Linked DNA regions of Homo sapiens: all the other regions are linked to region 3. Evidence: chromatin loops called from intact Hi-C (ENCODE). Cell type or tissue: PC-9. All regions are shown on one strand. Region 1 overlaps NEK6 (NIMA related kinase 6). Region 2 overlaps LOC107987037 (a long non-coding RNA gene). Region 3 overlaps PSMB7 (proteasome 20S subunit beta 7). Region 4 overlaps LOC107987037 (a long non-coding RNA gene). Region 5 overlaps DENND1A (DENN domain containing 1A).

The links. A loop is a pair of places that touch in the nucleus more often than their neighbours do. Peaks named below come from ENCODE experiments on the same cell type or tissue, not always from the same donor. Only the 100,000 strongest peaks of a DNase experiment are listed, where the experiment ranks them.
Region 1: a loop joins it to region 3, with 2.4 times the contacts of the local background. A loop is called at or near these places in 1 of 110 quality-filtered maps.
Region 2: a loop joins it to region 3, with 5 times the contacts of the local background. A loop is called at or near these places in 1 of 110 quality-filtered maps.
Region 4: a loop joins it to region 3, with 3 times the contacts of the local background. A loop is called at or near these places in 1 of 110 quality-filtered maps.
Region 5: it touches region 3 in a loop (6-fold over the local background); 1 of 110 quality-filtered maps calls a loop at or near these places.

The regions. Positions count from the first base shown.
Region 1 is chr9:124,295,565-124,299,564 of GRCh38, reverse strand. The region is part of intron 1 of NEK6 (NIMA related kinase 6); the gene reads right to left. Among named protein-coding and RNA genes, the nearest start is that of NEK6, 40 kb to the right of the region's middle. RefSeq lists enhancers at 1-439, 2,254-3,161. In PC-9, no CTCF peak of the experiment used is centred here; a DNase peak (open chromatin) is centred at 1,904; H3K27ac peaks cover 476 bases.
Region 2 is chr9:124,075,831-124,079,830 of GRCh38, reverse strand. The region is part of intron 2 of LOC107987037 (a long non-coding RNA gene); the gene reads right to left. Among named protein-coding and RNA genes, the nearest start is that of LHX2, 66 kb to the right of the region's middle. RefSeq lists enhancers at 847-1,141, 148-1,347 and a silencer at 847-1,141. In PC-9, no CTCF peak of the experiment used is centred here; DNase peaks (open chromatin) are centred at 490, 980 and 1,680; H3K27ac peaks cover 1,773 bases.
Region 3 is chr9:124,390,928-124,394,927 of GRCh38, reverse strand. The region is part of intron 5 of PSMB7 (proteasome 20S subunit beta 7); the gene reads left to right. Among named protein-coding and RNA genes, the nearest start is that of PSMB7, 23 kb to the left of the region's middle. In PC-9, CTCF peaks have their summits at 58, 1,527 and 1,733 (motif pointing left); DNase peaks (open chromatin) are centred at 1,907 and 2,407; H3K4me3 peaks cover 2,522 bases; H3K27ac peaks cover 4,000 bases.
Region 4 is chr9:124,039,365-124,043,364 of GRCh38, reverse strand. All of the region lies in intron 1 of LOC107987037 (a long non-coding RNA gene), which reads right to left. Among named protein-coding and RNA genes, the nearest start is that of LHX2, 30 kb to the right of the region's middle. RefSeq lists enhancers at 1,391-1,923, 1,924-2,458 and silencers at 2,002-2,061, 2,102-2,311. In PC-9, CTCF peaks have their summits at 1,949 and 2,153 (motif pointing right); no DNase peak of the experiment used is centred here; H3K27me3 peaks cover 2,610 bases.
Region 5 is chr9:123,923,961-123,927,960 of GRCh38, reverse strand. The region is part of intron 1 of DENND1A (DENN domain containing 1A); the gene reads left to right. Among named protein-coding and RNA genes, the nearest start is that of DENND1A, 4.2 kb to the left of the region's middle. RefSeq lists an enhancer at 29-78. In PC-9, no CTCF peak of the experiment used is centred here; DNase peaks (open chromatin) are centred at 40 and 1,970; H3K4me3 peaks cover 619 bases; H3K27ac peaks cover 2,293 bases.

The DNA of each region.
Region 1 (4,000 bases), 95 kb after region 3:
TCCACCATTTGTGCCGAGTTCTTGCACTGGAGCGCAGGTGACATCCCAAGGTGACACAGGGGAAGACCCAGGGTATAAAGAGCCCCAGGATAAACAGATAAACACGAGCACCTTCCCCAGGCATCTTTGTTAGGGGGAATATGAGAGAGAGCAGAATGTAAAATGCGCATGAATTTGAAGATAAAACTGAGCCTCCTGCAGGCTCTGCAGCTGCTTCCAGCTGCACCCCTAGACCCCTCAGGGTGACATGCTCACTGTCCTCTGCCCTTAGGGAGACCTCCAGGGAAAGAGTGGAGAACTGTCTTCAGTGAGAAGGTTCCATCTTTATCTCAGAAGGCACCAGCCTTGGCCCACAGGTCACCCCTGCGAGACCCATGCACACATCGGCTTACCCGCCCACCTGCCCTGGGGCCTCCCATGTACTGGAAACTGTGGCAGTGGAATCTAGACCCTGTCACTCACCAGCTGAGACCTTGGGCAAATCCCACTGGGGAGGAGCCTAGCGGGTGCTTGGGAATGTCATTCCTGCCCTCCCCACGTGGCGCTGACCGCATTCTCCAACAGCTGCAGCCAGATGCCATGGTCTGCACACTCTCAGGAGCTCACCTGTGGCCTCACATGGGCAGGGCTCCAGGAGCAGTGCAAGGGGGACCGGGAATAAGAGCTAATAATTGCAGGGCCCTGATCATGCTGGGCCCTGCCCTACGCTCTTCACCTCTATTAGCCCATCTCATTTTGTCAACAACTCCATGAGGTAAGGTCTATTATGGTCCCATTTCACAGATGAGAAAACTGAGGCACGAAGAGGTTAAGAGATTTGCCCGGGTCCCAAGGATCACAGACAAAAGGAGCCAGGATTTGAACCAACAACTGCATATTTGTCCAAAACTACGGTACTGCACTCCCCACAGGTTCTTACACAGCAACACCATCATCTCTCCAGCTGGCTCCACCCCGAATGGGCCCTCTCTCCACTTGAGAATGGGGCCTGTGCTGCTGATGCACAGGGGTGATCTCAGGGCTGGCGGACCACAAGGGCCCATTTCCTCCACAGGGTCCCCAGGGGCAGGAGCCCCCGGAGACTCTGCCCCACTGACCACAGCAAGCTGATGCAGCACCACTGTCTACCCCAGTGGTGCCTTTGCTGCCAAACCCCAGTCATTACGAGCTGCTCTGTTCAGAACCTAATGGAACCTGCGGCACCGTTAGCCTCCAGGGAGGAGCCGGCAGGTGTTGATGTTCCCTGTTCTAGGAAAGCAGCAGCCACGGAGGACTCTGCAAGCCCCTACCCACCGAGAGCCAGAGAGGGTCCCTGCTGAGGGGAAGGAGGTGGGGAGGCGCGAGGGGGAAGGAGGAAGGGAGAAAGGAAGGGATGAGGGTTCCTGTGGGCCAGGTCTTTCCCATTCACCCTCGGGGCTATTGGTAGACCCATTTTATAGATGGGGAAACCGAGGCTCAGAGGAAGAGGCTCGATGCCATTAGGCTGATAAGCTGCAGAGAAAGGATTCAAATCCAGATCTCAGTGACTCTAAACTCCCTCTTTGTTCCAAGGAATCTACTGCCTCTTGGGGCTCTCCATGGGTATTGGATTTTAGGGCATTTTGTTCTATTGGTCCACACCCCAACAGAAACCCAAGCCCTGTGCTCTGGAAATTCCTGTCAGAAACTGCTTCTTAGGGGGTTCAGATGCAGAAAGGCCAAGGCAAAGGGGACGTGGAAGGACGAGCCACACGGAGCAGGGAAAAGACCCTTAGCACATGCGTGCAGGCACCTCGGGGTAACACTGAGGACTGCCCGTCCCCGGGATCCCGCGGCTCCTGCCAAGTTGCAGAACAATGAGGTAGTAGCTGCCAAGCCCAAGTCAGGGGCCAAAAATCCATGGAATGCAAGACCCAGAGCTGCAGGCCACACTGAACACCACCTCAAAGAGGGCTTTTCTTCTGCCTCAAGCAAGGGCCCTACATTTGCAAAACACTGTGGATAGCTGCACAGTGAGGCTTCCCAGCTCAGGTTCCTGGCTTTAGGCTGCCGTGTGCTGTGTGTCCCCAGGCACCGAGGGACCAGATTGGGAGAAGCCTCAGGGTTCAGTGAGGCTGGCGGGGAGCTGGACTGCAGGAGTCCAGGTCCTGGCCCGGTTTCATCTAACCATGCTGCGTCTCAGTTTCTTCATCTGGAAAATGGGCTAACAGTCAGATCTTCCTCTTAGGGTCACTGTAAACTCCTTAGCACAGAGCCTGGCACATGGGAAGGGACCTCTGAGGCTTTAGCTATGAGGCTATTTAGCTATTGAAGCTAACCCTCACTTGTACAATGGAGGCGTGATCACCTCCATGTGACAGACATGGGGCCTGAGGCAGGGACTTGCCCAGGGTCATCCCTGCCCCAGGTAACACAGCTGGTAAATGACACAGCTGGGGCTGTTGGACCCAAGATTGCTGCTCTATGTCCTACGCAGCATGGCCTCTTTAGGACTGCTCTGGAGCAAACGTCTTCATCATCTACGTGAGCCGTGGCTGCCTCTGCAAAGCCAGCTGCTGTGCCGCACCCTGCCCGGCCATGGATGAGGCTCTCACTAATGTGGGCTGTGACCCTAGGGAGACATGAGCGCTTGGTTTTAATCCAGGCACCTGCTGGAAGGGATCGGCTGCTGTAATGGGCTGGCTCTGAGGTTCCAAGTGGCCTTTCTGACCAAGGCTGTCATTGGGCCCTTGCCTCTGAATTTTTGGAAACTTCACCTAGGGGGAAGTCATTCCTGTGCCTCCTGTCAAATGCCACACTTCATGGAGACTGGTGGCTCATCGTGGCCCGGCCAGTGAAGCACGACCTCAGACACCAGGAGGGCTCTGTCCAAGGACCCTGCTTGGAGCAGGTTTGGGGGCATGAGCTTGCAAGGGTCCATGTGTACTGGGGTCCATGCATGGAAGTGCATTCATATACTGGATCTTACACCTCTCCTTGCTCTGAACCCTGGAGGTGGTAACGGTGTGTGTCCTGCCTGCCTCTTCTGCTCCTGTGTGTGCACGTGCACAGGCATGATCAGGGGTCATCTAATGTCCACCAGGCTCGTTCTGTCCACTGAAGCAGAGGGTAGACGTGGCAAAGGCAGTTGTGGCTCCCAGACTGACAGGTGTTGCCAAGCCCAGGGAGAACCCACTCCTGGCCTTGGAGGTCAGCCTTGGCCAGACACTGTACTCCCCTCTCCAGTTTCCCTGAGCAAGGCCCCTCCTCTGTGCCTCCAGCCGAGGGCACAGCTTCACAGGTTGTTTTCCCTAAAGCAGGAAGCCGTCCCTGTGGCTTCACACTCAGGCACACACAGCTTTCTCTCCGCCCCGAGCGAATGGTACTGGCAGCACCAGTGCCAGCACCAGGGGTGATGTCTGTTGGTCCAGCTGGCTCCTGGTGGCAGAAGCCGAGGATGGATGCCCACTGCCTGGGGCCTTCAGCCAGCCTGCAGAGGCTCCACTGCCCGACACATGCCCCAGGGAGCTGAAGATCGGAGGCCCGGCAAGGACAGCTCACTGCACTGGCCACTGGCTGGGTCAAGGCCGGACCAACTTCAACATCAGCCAACATCCACGGGTGAAACGGCATCTCCCAAGACACCTGCAAAGTACCATCACCCTTGTTTTGTTGATGAGGAAACTAAGGCTCCATGGAGAAACATGGCTTGCCAAAGTTGAGTCCACACAGTGGAGAGAGCTGCCATTTGAACCTGCTTCTCAGACCAGCCAGACTGAGCAATTACAGAAAGAAACTCAGCGCAAGCCCAGGGGCTGTAAGGAATGCCACGCCCAGGCACACTGGCTGGCAGGGAGCACCAGAATAACAGCCCCCGCCAACAGAGCATGCACCACACATGCGCCAGGCAGGTGCCCAGTGCCGCTCATACCTCGTTCACACTTACAGACCCCTAGACGGGCCCTGCTATGATCCACACTGTTCAGAAGAGAAACCAAAGTTCAGACAGGTTGAGTGACGGGTGCCAGGTCACACAGCAGGC
Region 2 (4,000 bases), 320 kb after region 3:
TCTGTGTATCTGTGAGCATGTGGTGTATGTGTGCGCTGTCATGGTGGTGTGTATTGATATGTACCTGTGGTGCGATTGTGTGCGGGGGAGGGGGGAGCCTGTATAGCATGTGGCACGTGTTCATCTGTGTTTTCGTGCGTGTGCGAGAGGGTGTGGTATATATGGAGGCCCGTCTGTGTGAGTGGTGTGGGTGTGTGAGCATGTGTGCGTGGAATGTGTGTGAGATGGGTGGCGTATGGCGCAGTGTGTGTTCCAGAAGAGGAGACCCAGTGCCTGGTCTTGGTCCTGTTTTCCCTCCTCAAGCATCCCAGCATCTTGCTGACACTGATCTGGGTCTGGGAACATCTTTCCTGAATAAACATGATGTCATTTCCATTCCATTCAGCCTGCGCCGGGACAGCTGCTGTCAGCATCACTGAGGGAAATGCCACCTCGGCCCTGACAGCTGCCACTTGGCACACTTTGTAGAGAGCTTCTCCGGGAAGGAAAAAACCAGCCAGTCATGCAGATGCTATTTAAAGTATGTTGCATCTTGATGAGAAATGTAGAGGAAGCTAGAGTGTGCTGGGGGTGGGGAGAGTAGCTCAGGACCCTGGGCTGGGTGTAGGGAAGGCTCGGGTGACCAAGATACAGGCTCCATGTATCTCAAGCTAAATCTCTTCCTACCTTCCATTTTACAGATGAGGAAACTGAGGCCAAGACAGGGGCAGGGGCTGGCCCAAGATCACAGAGCAAGTCAGAATTGCAGAATATGAGAGCAGGACATCATGATCAAAATCTTCAAATCTAACACCCATATTGTACCAATGGAGAAACTTCGGCCCAGAAAGGAGAAGCAATTTGCCCACGTCCATGCAGAAAATCAGTGGCAGAGCTGGGATCTGAGCCCAGGTTTGAGGCATGGGTATTTGATCTTTGGCTTGAACACACTGACAACCTCTGTCTTGCATACAGTAGGAGCGAAACAAATATTTGTTAAATGACTCACATTGTTTTGGATAACTTAGAAGTGCACTGAATTGTTCCATCCTTTTCCCTTCCTTTCAGATCCAGGAGCACCATGTGCCTGCCCTATACAGCTGCTCTGGGGGCTTCCCCCATGCTGGAATTGGTTTCTACTCCACCAGGAAGTATGTAAGTTGCTTCTGGTCAGAGAAGGGGACTTCTCACTCTTTCAAGTTGGCGCCTTGAGAGTTCAGCAAACCTAGGCCCAAGTTTGACCCCTGCTCTCTAGCTGATCTCTCTACCCTGTCCAAACTCCAAACAGTGTCATTTAAGGCTGTTCATCATTCTGCCTCTTTATACCTTTTCTTGCTCGTCCCCCATCTTGTTCCATTAACCGCTGATCCTGTAATGTCTCATTCTCCCTGAGTAAGCTATATTCTTTCATACCTCCATATACTTTTGCATGTGCTTTTGCCTAGAAGGACATTTCTCTGCCTGTCAAACTCCTATTCATCCTTCAAGACCCCACTCTGATATCAGTCCCTCTCAGAAACAGAGTCACTAATCTGGGGCTCACAGGCTCTCTTGGACATCCCTTGATCTAGTAAGTTAAAATTAATGATATGATTCTCTTTACAAGTTCAAGAGCTCACTAGTGGCAGGAACAGAGGCTGAGCAATGTCTGTTTTCCCAGCATCCAACTCAGAACCTGAAACAGAACAGGTTCTGAAGGAATGTTTAGTGAATGAATGCCCTGCACGGTGACTCACTAATGGGCCCTGGCCCAGAAGGCCAGGCTGTCCCCAGAGAAGCAAAAGGAAAGAATGACACCAGCATGGCATTGAGTTCCAGGCCTAATTAGAAGCCAACCTCTAGTAATTCATAAAATTCAGCCAAGTTTGTCTTCAAGATCTTACCTCCATCCTTTCTGGGCCACCTCACCTTCCCACTATCACACCCAGTCCTGCTGCCTCTCTGATGCATAAATCACCCACCAGGCTCTCTCTCTCTCTCGGGGGCCCAAGGCTTCAAAATAACTTATTTCTCCCTTAACCTCCAGAGAAATTCTTTTACTCTAATTGAGACCAATTGTCTTGGATGTTGGAAAAGCAACCTGATTAAACATGTTCATAATGACACATGAAGGACTTGTATGCCATCCAACTTTCTTAGAGATGTTGGCAAAAAAGGAAGGAGGAGGGAAGGAAGGAGTTGGGAAATATTGTTAACAATGAGATTTAACAATAAAGCAGAATTGGAAGTAAACTCAGACAAGAAGCACTTTCCTAATGTTTACAAAAGCTTTGAGGCTGGGTGCGGTGGCTCACGCCTGTAACCCCAGTGCTTTGGGAGGCTGAGGTGGGCAGATCACTTGAGGTCATGGGTTCGAGACCAGCCTGGCCAACATGGTGAAACCCTGTCTGTACTAAAAATACAAAAATTCATCGGGTGTGGTGGTGAGCACTGTAATCCCAGCTGCTTGGGAGGCTGAGGGAGGAGAATCACTTGAACCCAGCAGGCAGAGGTTGCAGTGAGCTGTGATCACCCCATTGCACTCCAGCCGGGGCAACAGAGGGAGACTCTGTCTCAAAAAAAAAAAAAAAAAAAAGCTTTGAATGGCCCAAAATATGCATAATGGATTCCCTGTGGTTCCGTTACTCTCTGTCATTCTGTCTGACTTCTTTAGCATATTCCTGCTATTTGATAATCACTCTGATAGAAACCAGCTTTGTGGATATGTAAAATTCAGATGCTTATGTTTAACTTATTAAAAACATACATCGTATTTATTTTACTTTTGATGTATTGAAAGCATAGCATAGGCAAGGCTGGGCACGTTGGCTCACACCTGTAATCCTAGCACTTTGGGAGGCTGAGATGGGTGGATCACCTGAGGTCAGGAGTTCGAGACCAGCCTGGCCAACATGGTGAAACCTTGTCTTTACTAAAAATACAAAAATTAGCCAGGCATGATGGTGCATGCCTGTAATTCCAGCTGCTCGGGAAGCTGAAGCAGGAGAATCACTTGAACTGGGGAGGTGGAGCTTGCAGTGAGCCAAGTTCATGCCATTGCACTCCAGCCTGGTGACAGGGCAGGACTCCATCTCAAAAAAAAAAAAGAAAAAGAAAAAAAAGAAGAAAAAGAAAAAAATTATTTGCTTTTTTCGAAGTCTGACATGTACACTGCTGGTGCACAAACAATGGTAGTTACACAGATCCAGGCAGTGGCACCAAACTGCACTAACAATCATTGCATCCTTCACCACCACACACTTTTAACACTGTGGTTTTTAAAAAATGCCCTGATGAATCGATAAATATTATGACTATTATTAAACCCTAGACACTTCTTTTTACTACACTGTGTGAAAAAATGGGAAGTAGCATATAAAGCCCTTCTGTTGCAAATTTCAATACAATGGTTGTCTCAATAAAAAGCACTTGTATGATTATGTGAATTACAGCTGAACCACCCACTTCTTTCCTACAACAACACTTGTACTTGAAAGCATGATTAAGAGATAAATTTGGGTTAATCAGACTTGGGTGTTTGGCAGACATTTTCTCAAAAGTCAAAGAAGTGAGCCTGTCACTTTAAGGAAATCAACTATTAGTATTCATTGCCAACAATAAAATTTGAAGTTTCAAGAGAAAACTGAGTTTAATAGCTTCTTTATACTTAAAGACTGATGAGATATTGTCAAGTGTGATTTTTTAAATATTGTCTATTGGGATGTGTCAATATTTGGAAAATCTGCATAATTCAGTAAACCAGTATTTTCCAAATGACAATTCATGGTGTTACAAAATCATGCATAAGTAAAAGATTCATTCAGAATGCAAGGTGGATTTCATGGAACATCATGAAAAGTTTATTGATAGGATTCAAAGTCTACATTGCAACTAACGTTGAAAAGGCTACTACTTGTCAAGTTTTGGTGTACTATCAAAGCATAATATCCATAATTTGTCTTAAAAAGCTAGGAAAATACTCCTCCCTTTTCCAACTACATGTTTGCATGAGACCAGATTTTTTTCCATATACTTCAATCCA
Region 3 (4,000 bases):
GAATGGATTTTATATCTTAAAATTATGTTGCGGTGGAGTGCCAGGAATAAAACAGCTGGGAACCAAAAGCCCGTGAAAGTTGAATGAATGCATCTTGTTTCTTGGTTGCTGCAAAGGTGGTACTAAGCCAATAGATGGTGCCGTGATATCAGGAAATGAGAAAATACTTACTTCTAAAATTCATATTGTTACAGGAAATGTAATATAGTCAGCCCTTGCCAGTTCTTAATTTATTCTAATTAGATTGGATTTTGTTCTTGATTCTGTGTAAAAAAATATTAAACACCTTTTATAGACAAAATGGTGAGGTATTGAATTAATGTATGGGTGCTCTTCCTCCTTTTTTCCCTGCTCTGACATTTTACCACAAAGTCTCCTGATTTGAATTGTCCTCAGCCTACAACCAAGTAAAAGCCCTTGCCAGAGCACTTTTCAGAACAGTTAAAGGAAATGCTCAGTTTAAAGTTCTTTGCTTTAAACCCCACTGAGAGAGAGTGAGGTTAACCAGCTCATCTTTATCTGCTCTTGTTTCAGAATTGGACCAGAGTCGCCCCTGCTAAAGGAAAGTGCCTTTATATGCTTATGACCTAGTGCTTGATGCCTTTTACTTCCTCATTGGTCAGACTACGTGGAAAGTCATCTTAGCCATCAGAAGGCTTTTCACTGTGTAGTTCACAGAATGAGGGATTTGCTGTTAACCAGATCTGAGTTCATGTACCCATGCTGCCATTCCTGGCTGCATGACTTTGGGTAGCCTCCTTCCTTTCTGTGAACTTTAGCTTCTTCCATCCATACAATGAAAATAATACTGTCTAGTCCATCAATTAAAGTGGAATGCCCTGAAGTTTGGGAAGTTATTTTGAAATATGGACCTGAGTAAAGGGGACCTTTAAGAGACTTGCCAGCTCCCACTGCCCTGCGTTCCTGCGGCAGCAGGGCAGGGTGTATGCCTTGCACTCAGCTTCGGTTTCCCGGTGTGGCCTCGTGGTGCAGGGGACTGATTAAGATAGGTGCATTTTAGGGTCATTTTCGTCCTCCATTTTGTCCTCTAAACAGGGGTAGGTGACACCTATGTTTTAAGGAAAAAATGTTCTCTCTCCATATCTTGTGACATTTCATTAAAATGCATTAATGAAATAAAACCTCTCACATTTTAGGCCCTGATGCCGTGATTGTTAGTCTTTTCTGAAGAATAAGTGTTTATAACCTGTCAGGTCAATGAGATGTTGCAGTTGCAATTATAAGAAAAATCCCTTTTCCCTTCAAGTGGTGTTTTAAATTATTAGGGTAAAATGTAACTCCTCTTTGACTATATTACATTTAGAAAAGGAACTCCGTTTTTTGAGGAATTAGCTTTTGAGTGAAATTGTTGGATGCCTTACAAATATTTTTAGCAAATTAAATGGAATACTTTTTTAAATTCATTGGGAATAAAAGGTAGACTTTGACATTGAGGTACATTTGCTGATGAAAAGGAAGCATTCTTCTCCCTCATGAGGGGTTTAAATGTAATACTCAGTGCTTACTCAGGAGTGAAAACATCAAATTAAACTGTTTATGCTGACAAAGGACAAATCTGGATTTCAGCAAGCGATGCAAGATTGTCTGATTGCTTGGCTTGCCTCGCCGGGAAGCTTTTGGCCAGGACTTATAATGAAATGCATGCATACAATTAAACCATTTAAAGCCTGCGTCTGTTTTACCGAGCAGTGAGAGGTGCTCCACTGCTCTCTAGTGGCTGGATATGGTCCCCTGGTGCCCGCCTTATTTTATATTCATCAATCAGCTCTGCACACATTGGCATTGTTGGCCTCCAGAGCAAGCACCAGTACTAGGAGATGAGGCCTTGGAGGCAGGAATGGAGTGAAAAATGATCCCAGTCTGTGGGTCTGTGGAAAGCACCAAATTTTACCCAGGATGAGTGGCCAGTTGACTAACAATGAGCAAGTGTGAGTAAGCGCTCTGTCAGGGAGAGCTGACACTGATGGATTAGAAAGTCCTGTGTGTGACTCTGTTATCGCCGCATACATCTTACACCTTGGCAGGCCATGGTGGCAAACAGGTCCTTGGCTGCTTAAAATGGACCGCTCTTTAGCAGAAGGAGCAGCTTTTTTTCCTGAGACGATCTGGTTAAATTGATTTGGGGAAAAGCAGTAGAAATCCATTTCCTGCTGCCTCTCATAACTTCATGACTTTGAGAAAGAAATTCTGAAGACCTCTATTTCCATGAAAGCTGCCAACCCTGGGACTTGCTGAGAGTGATTGTATAAAATAGCTGCCTGGAGGACCAGGAGCTTGTCGGAGAGGAATTTCATCAGCCAGCTTTTCTTGAACTTTTAGTGTCCCCAGCATTTTGCTTTACACGTGCCATCTTGTGTAACCCTCAGAGCCACCCTTTGAGGAAGGCACCTCCTGTCCCCTGCCCTCTTGTGCGGGGAAGGAACCTAGTTCAGTAGGGCTGCTGTGCCCCTCGGTTTCCGGTTGCATCATTCACGCTGTGCTTGATGCAGTTGCTTGTGCCTCCTGGAGCAACTTTGGCAGCTTTGCAGAGCTCGGAGTGATATGCCCAGCTAGGGAGCGCCAGAGCCGGGCCACCTCTTGTGCCTCTTGGTGTTCCCAGAGCCTGCTGCTCCTGCGTGGGCACCTGGGAATGGGTTGTTTGAAGAAAGAGTGGGAAGTTGCCCTTCTGAAGGGTGCATGAGCTTGAGAACCCATGCTTCAGAATAGGACCTAGGTTTAAAGCTTGGCTCCGCTTCTCATTGACTCTTGCCATGGGCAAACTATTTGGAACCAGTTGAGTCTCAATTTCCTTGTCTGTAAAAGGGCCAAATACTCCCAGTACTTGAGTTCAGGGTCCAGGACCTAAGACCGTCAATGAATGTTTTCCCCTTCCCCAGTTTGAGAGTTAGTGAGCACCTTATTAGAAAAAGCAAATTTCTACCTTTCAGGTCCTTCCTAGCTTTTGACTTAGAAGCAGCAGGTTTTAGGAAATTATTTCAGTCTTTTACTGTTTCTTTAGCATATCTAATAACATAGATTATAGAATTGCTAAGTTTGTTGAGTATTTTAGTGAACTCTGACATAGAAAAATAACACATTTAAATGTACAGAACAAGTAAAAGCAATATCTAGATTGTAAAATTTCAGATTTCATCCTGAATTGGATTGTTCGCTCAGAAAAAGTTAGTTTCAAAGTGAGTTACTAATCCTGGTAAGCTAAGATCGAAACACCTTCAGAGGTTTTAGAAAATGGAGACTAATTTTAGGTTTTTTTTTTTTTTTGAATGAGACTATTTTAAAATAAATGCTGTTATAACAGATACTTGAGTGGCATTGCTAAACAGTGAATGGCATATGTTTAATCATTTAAAACATTTAACTAAATTCCAGTCTCATTTGAATTTCCAAGCAAAACAACACAAATTAACTATATCCAGATGTGTGTGGTAATCGAGCTGAAATCTAAAGAAGAAGCAAGTTTGAAAGCATGCTTTTTTGGGGTGGGGAGCTAAGAAAAGATAGCTCCATCTCCCAGGCTTACTTGCTAATCTTGATTTCAAGCATTTGGCTTTGCTATTTAAGAGGCAAACGTGGTGGAATGGAAAGAACATCGCACACTTTAAATTCAGAAAGATCTGGCTTCAGAATCCCAGATTTGCTTATCACTGGCTGTGTGATCTGGGCACGTTCCTTATCTTTGAGCTTTATTCTCCTTTTGTAAAATGGGACTACTACTACTTGCCATGCCTGAAGAGCAAACAAAACTGATGTGACTGTGCTGTGAAAGTTCTTAAGTACCGTGTGCATCTGTTGTAGTTTGTTCAGTGCTGTGTTTGCCAAGAGTACACTTCTGGATAAGTGGGGTCTAGCCCCATGCTGAAACGCTCAGAGGACTTCATTATTAAGATGATTGTACCTCTAAGACGGTCCTAAGGAAGCCCTCCTAAGGACGTTAGGCAGGAGAGACATGGTGTATTTGTTTGTGATGATTGATTGCTGT
Region 4 (4,000 bases), 350 kb after region 3:
CATGCCTGTAATCCCAGCTACTCGGGAGGCTGAGGCAGGAGAATCACTTGAACCTGGGAGGCAGAGGTTGGGGTGAGCCGAGATTGAGCCACTGCACTCCAGCCTGGGCAACAAGAGAGAAACTCCACCTCAAAAAAAAAAAAAAAAAAAAGACTGATGAGAGTCAAAGAGTCAAAGTCAATGCACATGGAAGCACTTTCTGGACTCTTAGAGGGTTAACACTATCAGCAATGACCTAACCTATCAATGTCAGTGGGAGAATACAGCCTGGGATACAGGACCTGGCATCAGAATCCAGCCCAGACACCCCTTGTTTTGTGACCTATAGCAAATGGCTCAGCCTCAGTTTTCTTGTCTGTAGAGTGGGAATAACAATACCTACCTCCTAGGTCACCACAGGGAGCCAAAAAGATCGCAAAAATAAGGGCAAATACTTGCTGCACGTATTCAATGGCAGGATGGGTTTTAAAGTATATGTGTGTGTGTGTGTGTGTGTGTATATATATATATATATATGTTCACCTCCTGTCATTTTACAGTGGGGAAATTGAAGCAGAGACTTTAAGCAACTTGCCCGAGGTAACACAGCTGGACAACATTGCTGGGAAATAATCCTGGCTCTGGTGAGGTCCAAGGTCCTCACCAGCCTGCATCACTGCCCCCCCAGAACTTAGCAACAGCACATAGTCAGGCCTCAGCAAACAGTAGCAATCATTCTGTTTCTTTTAATATGTTGTGTTGATATCATCATGATCTTAATTACTCATCAATCCCTTCCCAGAGCAGGGCAAGCTGGAGCGCTTTGAGAGCTGGCGCCAGGATCCTAAAATGCAGCCAGAGCTTTGTTTCCTCATCACACCCAACCCGAGCCAGCCCATGGAACGGCGCGGGGGGCAGGTGGGTCCAGTGCTGGGGCTGGGTGCCCTCGTGAGCATGAGTATCACATGCCCCTCTTTGCCCAGTCTGGCATTGGACACCCACCCGGCTCCTGGAGCAGGGCAGGGCCAGGAGGGGGAGGCAGGGGCAGACACTGGGCCTTTTGTGTCCTGCTCCCCACACAGCCCAGCCCAGAAAGTCGTCCTCACCCCAGCCTCGGGCTGGGCGAAGGGTGCACAGGGCCCTCCTGGGAGAAGCAAGAATTAGGCTGGAGTTGGGATTCCAGCCAAGACCCTGGCTCCACTGCTTTCTGGCCGAGTGTTCCTGGGCCAGTGCCCCAGCACTTCAGCCTGGCTTTCTTGTCTCTAAAATGAGGCATAAAGAGCTGGCCTTTGGTGCAGGTGGGGGTCAGGGGAGACAGGAAAGGAAAATATTGGTCCTGATGGGGCTGAGGGAAGCAGACAGGACAGGGGGGCCGCCACCCTTCTGTTAGGTGGAAATTGATTAGGGCTTTCGCTCCCTCCTCAGGCAGGCTCAGCTCACCCCTCAGCCCCAACACACACCCCAACCTGCATCACACGAGCAGAAGCCACCCTGAACAGCTGTGTACACCTGAACAGTCATCACACGGACTCACACAAACCTCTGAACACAGACACACACATCTGAGTACACACACATCTGATTACACACACACACACCGCTGATCACAGACGCACTCACAGTCGGACATACTTGTACACATCCCCCTAAAAATAAACAAAAACACACACGTCTCAACACATACAGACGCTCCCACACTAACACCACGGCACAGCCACACTCAGATTCCCTGACAGCAGCACACATCACAGACCTCCACCCAGCCCCACCGCAGCCCCACCCCCACTCATCACACGCCATACACAGGGTCCAGTCCTGGGAGTGGGGGGCCCGCAGGGAGAGTGAGCCCTGGGGGCACCCAGGATGGCGGTCTGGAGCTGCACAACCCTCACCCCTTCCATACCGGAGGACCCTCTCAGGCTTGAGCCCAACACCCCTGCCCAGAAGCCCGAGGAATGAGGCTAAGGGAGAAGAGGACCCTGGGGGACCCACCGCGTGCCAATGCCTGTGCCGTGAGCTGCCATCTGCCTAATGCAGTACGCGGCACACGTGAGGGCTCAAAAGCGTCACTCCCAGTTTTGGAGCCCAGGAAAGCGTCCGGAGCCCGAAACAGCTCTCCGGAGTCCCCGACACCCCTCCCTGAGGGGAATTTCCTCCGCGAAGACCCCACCCAGCCTGCTGAGGAAGTGAGAGACCCGGGGCGATGCCGCGGTGCCCCGCCAGGGGGCGCCCTCGTCCGGCCCCTGCGGCGGCTCTGCAGCCCCAGACCCGGCGTCCCAGCTCCGATGGCCGCGGTGCCCGGGCCGGCTCCCCCGGGACCGTGCCTCGGTCCGGGCTGGGGGCGCCCCCGCAGGATGTCTGCTCTGCCCACCTCGCCGGATCCGACCTCGGCTCCGGCTTCCGCCCCCCTCTCCCCAGTCCCCAGGGACCTCCTCTTACAGCTCCAGGCCCGCGGCCACCCCCATGCCCGGAACCGCCCCAAGCCCACCCCCACCCCAAGCTCTGAAAACCACTGCGGCCGTCCCAGAGTGGGAGCCCTCCCTCTCCTCTTTTCAAGGGGCAAGCACGCTAGAGGTGCCTGAATGGAAAGACGGAGCTGAATAAATAGCAACAGCTCCCAGGAACTGAGCACTGCGATGAGCCAGGCACTCTGCTAAACGCTATGGCTGCGTGAGTTACACCATTCAACGTTCACGAAACCCTAAGAAGTAGGTGTCATCACTACCCCCGTTATACAGACGACAAATCCTGGAAGCTCAGAGAGGTTCAGTACTTTGCCCAGGATCCCACAGCAGTAAGCGGCAGGACAGAATCCAGCACCGAACCCCTAAGGACTAGACTCTCAACCATAGTGAACGCTTATGCTAACATTTACCCTCTCCAGGACTTAGGAACTATTTAGGAGGGACTCATCCGGGCCAGGAGTAATATGAAGATGGAGAGGCTGAGTCATGGAGCTTACACTAGCAGGAAAGAGAGAGTATAACATACTTTCAAAACAAGAACCCACAGATTCATACTGAACCGGGCAGTCACAGGCCAGCCCCACGTGGCCCTGTTGGCGTTGGGGTAGGGATGCGGGGAGAACAGACAACTACAGTTGGTTTATTCCCTCTTCCTCCACCTAGCCAGATGTCCCATTACCTGGTGGCTTTAGGAGCCCCCTCACATCCACCCCTGCCCCCTCCAGCCCTGCATGGTGAGAAGGGTGGAAGTGACAGCAGAGAAGGTTCCAGAGAGGAGGGGACATTTGAGCAGGAGTTTTTGAGAAGACCCTCAGGCAGAGAGCCCACCCAGTGTGCAAAGCACTGGTGAGTTTGGTGCACCTGGCTGGCTTTAAGCCCAAAGATGGGTAGGTAGGTCCCAAGTCCTGCACCAGAGAAGTGGGCAGGGACTAACTTGTGACCAAGCCTCAAATGCCAGCTTGAGGACACTCTTACTCAGGATAGCTGGGAAATTCAAAGAAGAGAAGCACTGGGTAAGTGTCCCAGGTCCCTTTCATGCCTCCTCCTTCTGACTGGGAGCCCCTTGAGGGGAAAGACCAGGCCAGCACTTGGATGTCTCAAAGCCATCAAAAACTCAGCAAATCTAAACCACAAATCCCCGAGCATCTTCCCCCTTCCTCTTCCTGATGACTTTCCTCATTGCAGTGAAGGGCCACAGCATCCACCTGGTTATGATCCTGATCCCTCCTGGCTCTCCCTCCCCCCATAGCTGGTCCATTCCCTCTGCCTCCACCTAGCCAGATGTCCCATTACCTGGCAGCTTTAAGAGGCCCCTCACATCCACCCCCTGCCTCCTCCTCCCCTGCCTTCATTTCTAGCTTCCTGGTGCTCTTGGAATTGAGGCCCAGACATGCTGCCTGGAAAGCCCCTGGCTGTGTCCTCAGCCCCACCTCCCACCACCTTGGCCCTTGCTCTGAGAGCTCCGGCCACACTGGCCACCTTTTAGTGCTGTGGACCTCTGAGCCTCAGGGCCTTTGCACATTCTATTACTCCTTTCTCCCCTCCTCCCACTTGCG
Region 5 (4,000 bases), 470 kb after region 3:
GATTTATAGTGACTGTTGATTATGCAACTTCTGCCTGTAGCTAGGAATGGGGATGGACAGGAAATTACCCACTTAAGTGCTCCTCTAGTTGTTGGAGAAGACAGAGCTTTGGTTACTACTGGCTGGCTTTCCCTCCTGGCAGGGCATTCAAGATGTTCTCCTGGCTGTGGTGAAATCTAAGTGTGCAGGTTCCATTGAATAGGACAGTCTTGGAGGTAGGGACAAGGGGGAGGGGTTCCTTTTGTTTTCTCTTGCTTATCTCTGATGCAGCAAGTCAGTTGACTAGGTGGAATCAGGTCTAGGTTCAAATTCCAGCTCTTTTTAATGCTAATTATGAAACTTTACACAGACTGCCTTTTCAACCTCAGTTTCCCTGAAGGTAAAATGGGGAGGACTGTGTCCAGGTTGTAGGGTTATTATGAGCATTGAACACAGTATCAATGTAAATGTCAGGTCCATGTTAAAAACTCAGTAATTGTTAGGTTTTTTTCTTTTTTTTCACCTTCTGTATCAAAAGACTAAGAACATTACTGTATATTAGAAATGTCAGAGAAAGGTATGTTTAAGGTAATGGAGAAGAAAATTTTAATGACCAAGGAATTAGGCTGTTAACATGCAGAGTAGGGCTTAACATTGTCTCATTATTAAAAAATAAAAGTTGATTTAAAACAATATTGTGTGTAATTGTGAAGCTGGTGTCTGTTGTGTGATCAGTGGTAAAGCACGTGAGTTGCTAGGCACAGGTGTTGAGATTTCGTGTTTGATCAGACTTCTCTTTTAAGTTTAAGCCTGGTTGAACACAATCTCTGTCAGGTACCGTGGAAATCCTTAATGTGAACCATTTCATGAAACCCTCACTACTGTCCAGTGGTGGCGATGCTATTTATTAACCACATTTTTCAAATGAGAGAATGGGAGTTTATAGGCCTAAGATCAGATGCCATCCCCCAGACGCCTGCCTTGATGCCAGTTTCCTGTTGCCACCCCCACCCCCTCCTGTTCCAGTCTAGGCCAGGTGCCCTTCATCCGTGTTTCTGTGGCCCCTTGTGTTTATTGCAGTCACAATACTGAATCTCGTTTCTTGTCTGTGTCCCGTACCATGCTGGACATAAACTTCTTGAGAGGAAGGACTGTCTTATTTATCTTTGAGTTCCCTGTGTCAGACTCAATGCCTGGCACATGGTTGTTTGAGAAGAGTTCATGGAACGCATTTAAGAAATACATTAGGATCTATATTAAGATTCTAATTAAGACCGAGTTGAGTGTTTATCGAGTTAAAAAAAAAACCCTTGAGGAAGAAAAGTTTTATATTTTATAAATTTCTAAGGCAAATTATATGGTTTACGCAGGCCTTTTACTAGATTATTTAGTTCTTTTTTTTTTTTTTTTTTTTGAGATGGAGTTTTGCTCTTGTTGCCCAGGCTGGAGTGCAATGGCATGATCTTGGCTCATGGCAACCTCCAACCCCCGGGTTCAAGCGATTCTCCTGCCTCAGCTTCCCCAGTAGTTGGGATTACATGCATGAGACACCATGCCTGGCTAATTTTCTTTATTTGGTAGAGACGGGTTTCTCCCGTGTTGGTCAGGCTGGTCTTGAACTCCCAGCCTCAGGTGATCTGCCTGCCTTGGCCTCCCAAAGTGCTGGGATTACAGGTGTGATGTGAGCCACCGTGCCCAGCCTCATGTTTATTTTAATAAAGGAACATTGTCTTGCCTCAAATCAACATTTAATGGACAAAAAAAGAGAAGGTCACCAGTATGCAGGTAGCACCCTGGAAACCTAAATGTTACATCTGTATGGACATTTATCTAGAAGAATAAAAGGAGCAGTGGTAACTGACAATCTTCAACAGGTATTTTTAAATCTTATTTAGTGTTTGAATGATCCCAGTGGACTGGAATGTGGTTAATATGAAGCAATTTAACTGATAATGCAGACACACAGCAGGAAACTATGTGGCAGTTTAATATTGCTTGTGGTGACATCCTAGAAATTGCTTCCAGGCACCAAGTGCAGGAAGTGGGCTGTAAGTAATCGAAGGAAGTTTTCTAAGTGAGTTTGAAGAAACGTGACATTTATGGACTCAGAGAAAAGCATACTCTAAGACTTGAGGCATAGGAACAGGGCAGGGCAACTAATTTGGCCTTGTGGTGGTGATTATTCTACATTAGCCTGTATACCTGTCTTCTGTCCCTGTCAAACTGTGACCTCTGTGAGGTTAGTGACCAAGAAATTTATCCATTTATTCATCCATTTACCTACTGTAGAACTAAGAAGATTAAGCACATATTAAACAATAAATGTTAGCCATTATTATCATAATTAGTGGCAATACTGTGCCTGGCAGTGTGCTAAGTACTGGGGACACAAAGATGAACAAATATTTTTCTTTAAGGCTTTCTAAAGTAGTGGACACAAATGTAAAACAAAAACAATCCCTTCCAGACTCCCTCCCCACCAAAACAAAACAAAACAACAAAAAAAACAAAACACAAGTATAATACAGTATAAGTTAATTGCAATGGTGGAGATGCCGCTGGTGACGAATAGGTGAGTAAGTGAAGGAGAGACTGTCTTCTGGGGAGGAGGGAGGGTCAGGAAAGGAAGCCTTCACCAAGGGGATCATGTTTCAGCTGAGAGATAGGTAGGGGTGGTTAGCAGAGGGAGTAGAGGCAGTAGTGATGGTGGTGGTATCAGCAGAGGGAGCAGTACATATGAGGACGTGGCATATTAGGGAAATAAAAATATTACCATTTATTCCTGGCACTTAAATGCCAGGAATTGTGTTAGACATTGGGAATTACGATGGTGAATAATACAGATTCACTCCTCACGGTGCATACAGTCTTGTGGACCTGACATTAAAAAAACCAGGTGAATTCACATAAAGCTATGTGGATGTTCTATAAAGGAAGCACATGAGTTGCCTCAGAGAAAATGATGGGAGCGACTGTCCTATTTTAGATAGAGTGGCGAGGGAAGGCCTCACTGTGGAGATGACATTTGAGCTGAGACTTAAAGGATGAGGAGGTATTAGTCATCTAAAGAGACTAGGCAAGACTTTTTATTCCAGGCCTTGAGGCAAGAAAACCCTAGGCATATTTCAGGAACGGACAGAAGGCCAGTGGGTTTGAGTAGTGACTGATGGCAGAGAGGCTTGTGGTGAGGTCAGAGGGAGAGACCCTGGACAGGGCCTTGTAGGTTGTGGTAATCTGAAAACTGTTTAAGATACGAAATTTTATAGTATGTGAATCTTATAAGATTACAACATAAGATTCACATACTATAATATTTACTTTTTTTTTTTTTTTGAGACAGTTTCACTCTGTCCCCCAGGCTGGAGTGCAGTGGTGTGATCTTGGCTCACTGCTACCTCCGCCTCCTGGGTTCAGGTGATTCTTATGCCTCAGCCTCCCAAGTAGCTGGGACTGCAGGTGCCCGCCACCATGCCTGACTAGTTTTTGTATTTTTAGTTTCACCATGTTGGCCAGGCTAGTCTCAAACTCCTGATGATCCGACTGCCTTGGCCTCCCAAAGTGCTGGGATTACAGGCATGAGCCACTGTGCCCAGCCCTAAAATTTACTTTTTTAAGTGGTTTTAAGTATATTCACAAGGGTGATTGATTACCACTAATTCCAGAACTTTTTCATCACCCCAGAAAGAAACCCCATGCCTGTTAGACACTCCTCATTCCCCCAAACCCTTCAGTCCTAGGCAATCACTAATCTACTTGCTATAGATTTGCCTTTTATGGGCATTTCATATATTAATAAATAGAATCATATATAACCCGTCCTGCGTGGCTTCTTTCACTTAATGATTTCAAGATTTATCCATGTTGGAGCATGCATGAGTGTTTCATTACTTTTTACTGCTGAATAATATTCCATTGTATGGACATACCACATTTTACTCATCCATTTGTCAGTTGTTAGGTATTTGGGTTGTTTCCCCTTTTCATCATTATGAATGATGTTGCTATGAACATTTTGTGTGGA